Linked DNA regions of Homo sapiens: region 1 is linked to region 2. Evidence: read pairs that join two places in POLR2A ChIA-PET (ENCODE). Cell type or tissue: Caco-2. All regions are shown on one strand. Links, peaks and the distances in the headings refer to the core of each region. The heading gives the core; the rest is flanking DNA. Region 1 holds the start of CHAD (chondroadherin). Region 2 overlaps MYCBPAP (MYCBP associated protein).

Region 1 (4,381 bases), core at 298-4,297, 55 kb before region 2:
ATAATCCAATCTACACAACCCCCTTTGAGACAGATGGTGTTATTTTCTTTTTTTTTTTTTTTTCCTTTTTTTTTTTTTGAGATGGAGTCTCACTGTGTTGCCCAGGCTGGAGCACAGTGGCACGATCTCAGCTCACTGCAAGCTCCGCCTCCCGGGTTCACGCCATTCTCCGGCCTCAGCCTCCTGAGTAGCTGGGACTACAAGTGCCCGCCACCATGCCCGGCTAATTTTTTTGTATTTTTTTAGTAGAGACGCAGTTTCACCATGTTAGCCAGGATGGTCTCGATCTCCTGACCTCGTGATCTACCCGCCTCAGCCTCCCAAAGTGCTGGGATTACAGGCGTGAGCCACCACGCCCAGCCAGGTGGTGTTATTTTCAATATGCAAATGGGGAAACGGAAAAAGCGCAGTCCTTTGCCCTGGGTCACAGCAGTGGGTAAACAGTAGCCACAGGACCACACCCAGCTCCTCTTCCCCTGGCACCACAATCCCTGCACAAACACTGGGACTGTGGGGCTGCCAGAGTTTGGCCCCAGCAATCCAAACTGGTACACGGTGAACTTGGTCTGTGCTTGGTGGAGTGGGCAGTGGGCCCAGGCTCCCCACAGTCCCAGGGTCCCAGGACTTCCCTCAGCTCTGTCCTCACTGCTCCCCCACTGCCAGCCAGACGCTATTTGTGAAGCCACCTTGGTGGAGCCTTTGGCCAGGTTGGACGGCTCCAGAGGAAATGTTCTATTGGTGCCCACACCTTTGCCCAGGCGCCACAATTCCTGTCTGGCCTCCCCTGCCCCAAACCAGCCCCTAATTCGCTGCTCTGCTGCCCACTGAAAGACCACTCTGGCACTGGTGGGCCACAGGGGACTCCAACTTCAGCTGGGGAGAGGCAGGGCTGAAGAAGGGCAGGCTTGAGCAGGCTCCTTCCACCCAGACAAAGGTTGGCTGCTGCCCAAGTGAGATTCTGCCCACATCTCCACACCCGCACCCTTTCCTGTGGCCCACATTGAGGTATGAAGGTCTCCAGTAACCAGACTCTCCTCTACCTTGTTGGTTCCCCACCCAAACCTCCTGGCTGAAGCCCCTGTACCAGGGTGATTTTTCCAGTCCCAGAGAAGGGATTCTGCTCTGATCCAAGGTAGCCCCACCTGGCCAGACACTGGGCACCCCAGGGGAGAAAGGAATGAGTGAGGATGCAGACAGGAGATGGGTCTAGTGACGGAGGAGGGCAAAGGGCAGTTAGCAGTCTGGAGACAGTGAGTCACGCCAGTCTTCTCTGTGGAGAGACACCTGGGGTCTTGGGCCAAGGATTGACAATAGTGGTCTTGCCTTTGCCCCTTCACGGAGCCCATGGGCACGATGCTTGCATCCTGGGGGAGCCCTTGGTCCCACGCCTACTGAGCTGCAATGGACTTGAGAATGCAGTGAATTGTGTCTGTGTGGATTGGGCAGGGCCATCCACCAGGGCCTCTATGGGGCATGGAGAATGTCTTCCTCAGGCATTTGCTTCCCCTCACTCCCCAGTCCCCCACTCCCCCTTAGCACACATGCACAGCCCCCACCAGGAACAGGGTCTCTTTGTGGGCCTGATCTGCCCAGCTCCTCTGGAAGGCTCCTCAATAAACAAACCTTCCTTTATGGGGTGGTAGGTTTACTGGAGACGGGAAAAACAGCAGAGGAGGGGTGGAAGGCCCAACAGGAAGAGGTGGCTGCTGCTCACAGTTGGGGGTTTGGAAGCACTGGAGATGGCCCTAGGGGGCCTTTTGTGGGGCCAGGGCAGTCCCACTCCTTTTATATGTAAGAATCCTAGGAGGGCAGTGGTCGAGACTGGCAGCAGACAGGGATTAGGGTAGGGATGTGACAAGGCGAGGAAGGGAGGTGGCAGAGCTGCTCACCTTGGAGATAGCCAGAGGGACAGGGAACCTGGGGACGGGGGATGGTGCCAGCTGTGGCCCTGGCTCCTGGGGCCTCCAGGAAGGGAAGAAGGAACCAGGGCAGAGCCCACAGCCAGGAGCTCACCTTCTCCAGGTTGGTGTTGTCCAGCCAGAGGGTCTCCAGGTATCTGCCAAAGGACTGGAAGGCATTGTCCGGGATGCTTTTCAGGGGGTTGTGGGACAGCTTCAGCTCCTCCACCACCCGTAGCTTGCTCAGGGCAGCTGAGGGGTAGCTGGACAGCTGGTTCCTGTCCACGTGGAATTTGGCGAGGTTCTCCACGTCGTCCAGGGCCCCGGGCTGCAGGGAGCTCAACGCGTTTTCCGACAGGTAGAGCCAGCGCAGGTCCTTGGCTCCCTGGAAGGCGCCTGCGCGCAGCTCACGGATCTTGTTGTTGTTGAGCTGCAAGATGAAGAGGTTGACCAGCGGGGAGAGCAACCCCCGGGGCAGCTCAGTGACCTTGTTGTGGTCCAGGTAGAGGTAGGTCAGCTCGGTCAGGTCGTCGAAGGCACCTGCGCGCAGCACGCGGATGTCGTTATGGGACAGGTACAAGTAGATAAGTTGCTTGAGGCCGCGGAAGGCACCGGCGGCCACCTCGCGGATCTGGCAGTGCTGCAGGTGCAATGACACGAGGTTCGGCATGGCCCGGAACGAATTGGCAGCCAGCACCGGGAAGTTGTTGCGCTGTAGGTTGAGCAGCTTGGTCTTCTCTGACACCTTGGGGATCTTCTGCAGCCCCACCTTGTCGCAGATGACGTGCTGCAGGTCGCTGTGGCAGTGGCAGTTCTGGGGGCAGGCGGCCAGCGCCGGCAGCAGACCAGCCAGGAGGCCGAGGCTGAGCAAGAGCATTGGGCGGACCATGGCTGGGACGCCTGGGGCCGGGGCTGGGGGCAGCAGCGGCGGCGGGGCGCGGGCAGCGGCGAGTCCTAGGCGCTCGGGTCTGCCGCCCTCTTTATACGGTGGCCCTGACCGCAGCCGGCAGCCGAGCCAGCTCCTACGTGGAGCATCGAGGCCACTGGGCTTAACTCGCTCGCGCCCAGAGATGCGCCCCCGCCCTCCACGGGGAAGGGGGCGGGGCCGTTCCCCCAGCCGGCTACCGTGCATGAGGGGGTGGGACCGTGGCCCCCGAGCCCCGAGCCCTGAGCCCCGGCTGTAGCCCCCCGCTCTCCTATGGTGCTCCTCTGCCTACCGCCTTTCCCGGGGCTTTTCTGGGAAGGGGGAATAGTTATGTCTGGAGCCCCGAGTTTACATCGGAGAGAGGGAGGCGTTCCCTCAACTTATTTGTTTGCTCAGGTTTGAGCCTCCACGCCGCGCCATCCACACACGCTCGGCCGGGTGCCCTGGATGCGAGGCGGGAGGAAGCGGGGCCGGACAGCTGGATGCGTCTCCCTGCGGTGGGCCAGCTGCCTGCGCTTTAAAGGGGCGCTTGTGCGGCGCCTGCCGAGCGTGAGAGCCGCCCCGGCGTCGGTCTCCCACTTCAGACTCGACGCGCCGAAGCTGGCCCTGGGTAGACCCGAGCTCCTTCCCCACCCTCGGGCGCGCCCCCACCCCTCTCTTCCAACCCCGCTTGCGTTTCTGTCGCCGGCGCCCTCATCCCCTTTTTCCACCGCTGAAGGCTAAGCAGAGAAGTGGGAAGTGGGGGAGAGTGGCCCACAGGAATGGCAAACACACCTGGAAACCACAGGCCACAAGCACAGTCGCACCATCCCCCCTCCTTCATCGCCCCGAAATATCTCCATCCCTCATCCCCAACCCTAGTGGTCAGGACCCGCCCCTGAGGGGTCTCAGGGTGGCGGCTGAGTGGCGCCGAGGTGTACTTGGCAGATGCCACATTCGGGCGGTGGCCCCAGGACTGTGAGGAGGGGTGCGGGAGGGGGTGGGGCAGGTCGAGGGACCAGCCCTGGACGGCTCTGGCTGCCAGACCCTAAGTTCTGTGGGCAGTCCCGCCCCAGCCCGCCAGATTTCTGTGTGCCCACTTGCCAGCCACGATGTCCGGATTCCTGTGGAAAGGGGAGGGTGAGCAGGCAGGGTCACAGCTCTGGCCTCAGGGTGAGCTCCAAGCTGCCTGGCACAGGATATTGTCTGTGATGAGGGGTGGAAGGAGAAACCAGAACCCACATTGAACCAAACCCCAGCCGTGCCAGAGCCAGAGCAGCTGATATGGGGGAAGCTTGGTGCAGGGAGGAGGATGGATGAGATCTGGTATCCGTTGATTAAAGGGGACCTAGGATACGGGGTAACTAGCCTCTCTTCCCTTACCCAGTACCCTCGTGTTGGGGCCTGGTTTCCAGGGCCTGCCCTTTTCCCAAACCTCTCTGCCCCTTGCCTCTAGGATAGGAGGGTCATACTTGGCCTAGACCATTCCTTGATGGTATTTAGGCTTCTCCAAGGCTGGCTTCTGGTTTTTCTGTTGCTCAGGCTTTCCAACCACTGGAAATGGGGGAGGTGGGGTGGG
Region 2 (4,332 bases), core at 333-4,332:
TTTTATTATAATCCAAAGATTTGGCTATTTGGAAGCTAATTTTTCAGGAGTCTTGTGTAGGGCTGCTGAGGAGGTATAGGACAGGAGAACGGGAGTCTAGCTGCCACAGGGAAGCTGTATTTTTAGTCCTTCCTAGAAATGGTGTTGGGATAGGCACTCTCAGAGCCCTTGAGAAGTGGGTGAGCAAGGGGACATGGCAGCAGCCTGTGCTGAGGGTCCTTGGACCTCATGCTAGGATTACCAGCCCAGAGGGACGCTTCATACCGCTACACCTGGGATCGGAGTCTGTTTCTGATCTACCGACGCAAGGAGCTGCAGAGAATCATGGAAGAGCTGGATTTCAGCCAGCAGGTTGGTATGGCCTCCATGCCCCAGTCAGAAGCCCCTTGGGGCGATGCCTGTCTTCAGTCAGCTCATCTTACCTTTCTCCATCTCTCGGAGGATATTGATGGCCTGGAGGTGGTGGGCAAAGGGTGGCCCTTCTCGGCTGTTACTGTGGAAGACTACACAGTGTTTGAAAGAAGTCAGGGAAGCTCCTCTGAAGACACAGCATACTTGTGAGTGCAGCCTGAACCCTGGGGAGAGAGGCTGAAGAGTTCTCCAGCACCTACCAGTATTAAAGAGCGGGCTTCCCTCCCTGAGATCAGGGTGCCTCTAGCCTAGCTTCTGTCCAGTGGTTGCCACCCACTCCTTGAACCCATTCCAGCACCTGTGCTGGCTTTCCTATTGCCATCTGCTCCTTTCCAATAACCAACTCCTAATGGGGATTTCCCAGACATTCCCTTGCTGGTCAACTGAGGGCTCTCTAGACCCTCCCACTGCTATGCATCTTGAATGCCTCTGGCATGGAGAGTCTGTGTATTTCTGTGTACTGTGAGTGGCTCTGGCAAGAGGGCTTAAAGAGTCTGTGTGTTTCTAAGAATCTCCCATCTACAGCAATGGGTCAGGAGGAAGCTGCGTGGGAGTGGAGTTGATCATACTCCATTGCAGGGTAGAGCTGGTTGTGTTTCTAGGCTTCCTGGTGACCGTTTCTGTGGGGTTCCACATGGCATGACTGTGGCAGCCTAAGAGAAAATAAGTCATTGGCTTTTCTTACAGAGGCACATTGGCCAGTTCCTCTGATGTCTCCATGCCTATTCTCGGCCCTTCTCTGCTGTTCTGTGGGAAGCCAGCTTGCTGGATCAGAGGCAGTAATCCACAGGACAAGGTAAAACAGCCTCCACCACACCTGCTGGGAGAGCCTCCCTCAGGGGTGCAGCCCTGAGGTGACTGGCAGTTACCAGCAGCCTGCACAGTCTCCTGTTTGGGTTTTTATCTGGTCGTGCATTCAGCACGTCTGAAAATGGTGACAGCAACACTGACTTGAGCAAGAATAAAATCACAAGGCTGCGAGTGTCATAAGCCACTTGGGGCTTATACCCAGCCCCCAAGCATGTAAACAAGCAAACTCAAGTAGGTATGGCTCTAAGAAGGTTCCAAAATATTCTTCAGATGCTAAGGAATAGAAGTGTTCATTGGATATAAAATATATTTTATCTGGCCAGGCGCAGAGGCTCACGCCTGTAATCCCAGCACTTTGGGAGGCTGACGTGGGTGGATCACCTGACATCAGGAGTTCAAGACCAGCCCTGGCCAGCATGGTGAAACCCCATCTCTACTAAAAATACAAAATAGCAGGGCGTGGTGGTGGGCACCTGTAATCCCTGCTACTTGGAAAGCTGAGGCAGGAGAATCGCTTGAACCCGGGAGGCGGGGGTTGCAGTGAGCTGAGATCACGCCATTGCACTCCAACCTAGGTGACAAGAGCGAAACTCTGTCTCAAAAAAAAAAAAAAAATATATATATATATATTTGTTTTATCTTCTCTTCTTGCTATTGAGGGTAACCTCAGAGACAACCACGCTGGAGTAGGATACCACTCTGTGTGACAGTGGCCAAGCCCTGGAGGCCTGGGACACGAGACTTGCAGTGCTAAAGCCAGAAAAGTCCTGGGCAGACCAGATGAGTTGTTCACTCTAGGCCAGGGTTTGCAGCAAAGACATTTCTTGTCCCTCCTCCTTCCAGAGGCAGGTTGGGATTGCTGCTCACTTGACCTTTGAAACCCTAGAAGGCGAGAAAACCTCCTCAGAACTGACTGTGGTCAATAATGGCACCGTGGCCATTTGGTATGACTGGCGACGGCAGCACCAGCCGGACACTTTCCAAGACCTTAAGAAAAACAGGATGCAGCGATTTTACTTTGACAACCGGGAAGGTACTCGGGAGAAGCCACCCTATGTGCTAGCTCCTGTCTGGGGCTGGTTTTGTCCTCCGTGAGACATCAAAGTTTAGTTATGGCCCAGCTCCTGTAAGTTTGAGCCCTGCTTCCCTGCCTTGTCCCTCTCATTCCTTCTGTGAAATGTGTGGCCTGACTACTCATGTCTGTTGAGAGACTGATGGAACTTGAGAACCTGGGGAGGTGAGCCACCAGGGAGCAGAAGCGTTCTAGGGGCTCAGTTATCTAGGTGCACAGGCCTGGGGCTAGGATGGCCAGCTGTCTCTGTTTGCCTGGGACTTTAGCACTCAAATTCCCACATTCCAGGAAACCTCTCAGCCCTGGGCAAACTGGGATGGTTGGCCAGCCACCTGGCCTGGGACTCAGTTAACTGCATGTAGGAGCATGTAGGCCTGGGGCTCAGCCAGCTCCTGCATGTTGAAAACCTCGGGTCTCTGTCCCTCTCAGGTGTGATTCTGCCTGGAGAAATTAAAACATTTACCTTCTTCTTCAAGTCTTTGACTGCTGGGGTCTTCAGGGAATTTTGGGAGTTTCGAACCCATCCTACTCTATTAGGAGGTGCTATACTGCAGGTCAATCTCCACGCGGTCTCCCTGACCCAGGACGTTTTTGAGGATGAGAGGAAAGTACTGGAGGTAAGGGACCCAGGACCATGGCCCCTGTGGACATCAGGTAGGGTATCCTGGTGTTCTTCCTGGCAGTGACTGAAGGGATCATATTTCTCCCAGCCTAAGAGGAGAATTGGATTTTTAGCAAACAGGTAACTACTCTTGCTCCACAAACACTTCCCAGGGCTTGTGATTTAAAAGATGGGTGCGCTGGCTAGGCAGGCATGGAGCAGCTTGCAGCAATGCCATGCATGGCCCCACTGAGTTAGAAAGAAATTAGACTGAGCCTTAAGAGGCAGACTGTAAAGTACAATGTGTGGCCCTATGTACTGGTCTGTGTTTTGTTCATCGCTGTCTGGTACTACACAGTGGAGTTGCATTTAAGCGACAAGACTTCAAAACCAGGGAGAATAATTAATTAATACATAGCAGCATGAGTCTGCCCACCGTCCCACTCAATCAGCTGACAACTCGAGTGAGTGTGAGGTGGGAGCTTGGAATCTGTCGTCCGCAGTCAGTTTCACAGTGTGGCCATTTGAGCCGTGCATCCTGGGATTTGGTGGAAAGCTGTGCTTTTTTATTCATTGTGGCCCCCAATCACAAGGCCGGCTCCTTCATGTGGGGCTCAGCCAGTGGTGATCAAAGGTAATTTTGACAATGTCATGCTTGCTTTACTCATTGACTGTACAACCCATGTCTCACACAAGGCGCCCCTCCCGTGTTTCTGTGACACTCACTGAAGCCTGATGAAGGTTCACCACCATCCTCAGAAGCACCCCCACTATGTGCCCTGCCCCTTCTTCCTAATCTGGTGACATGCTAACTGTGTGACCACCAGGCCCCAGGCAGCAGCAGCTGTCACTGGAACTGGCCCTCCTCTGGATCCTTTTCATCCATTTTTAGGGAACAAGGATGTCTGGAGAGACTCAGAGGTTTTCAGGTCTTAGAACAGGCGTGTGTGTGTGTGTGTGTGTGTGTGTGAGAGAGAGAGAGAGAGAGAGACAATGGCAGGAACTCAGACCCTAGGAAGGCACAAAGTCCTGGGGGCTCCAACTTCCTGAAGGATGCATTGGTTTTGATAGCCTGGGCTGCCATCCTCTGCCACCTTCCCTTTTGCAGAGCAAGCTGACTGCCCATGAGGCAGTCACCGTCGTTCGCGAAGTGCTGCAGGAGCTGCTGATGGGGGTCTTGACCCCGGAGCGCACACCATCACCTGTGGATGCCTATCTCACCGAGGAAGACTTGTTCCGGCACAGAAATCCTCCGGTGAGGCCCAGCGCCAGCCCCTGCCCCCTCATGTGTGCCCTGCGTCAAGGGTCCCCAACCCGCAGGCCGCACAGCGGCAGGTGAGCAGTGGGTGAGCCAGCATTACTGCCTGAGCTCTGCCTCCTGTCAGATCAGCGGTGGCATTAGATTCTCATAGGAGCACGAATCCCATTGTGAACTGCG

Evidence for each region. Peaks named below come from ENCODE experiments on the same cell type or tissue, not always from the same donor. Only the 100,000 strongest peaks of a DNase experiment are listed, where the experiment ranks them.
Region 1: POLR2A ChIA-PET joins it to region 2 with 5 read pairs; 6 of 35 experiments call an interaction of 5 or more read pairs at or near these places.

The regions. Positions count from the first base shown.
Region 1 is chr17:50,466,027-50,470,407 of GRCh38, forward strand. The region is part of intron 10 of ACSF2 (acyl-CoA synthetase family member 2); the gene reads left to right. CHAD (chondroadherin) reads right to left here and starts at 2,854. Exons shown (of 4, transcript NM_001267.3): 1 at 2,014-2,854. The coding sequence starts at 2,787. RefSeq lists enhancers at 1,811-2,769, 2,770-3,727. In Caco-2, for the core only: no CTCF peak of the experiment used is centred there; DNase peaks (open chromatin) are centred at 1,450, 2,015, 2,261 and 3,870.
Region 2 is chr17:50,520,875-50,525,206 of GRCh38, forward strand. MYCBPAP (MYCBP associated protein) reads left to right here. Exons shown (of 19, transcript NM_032133.6): 8 at 236-351; 9 at 442-557; 10 at 1,099-1,207; 11 at 2,065-2,254; 12 at 2,723-2,910; 13 at 4,003-4,149. Among named protein-coding and RNA genes, the nearest start is that of EPN3, 9.7 kb to the right of the region's middle. In Caco-2, for the core only: no CTCF peak of the experiment used is centred there; a DNase peak (open chromatin) is centred at 2,547.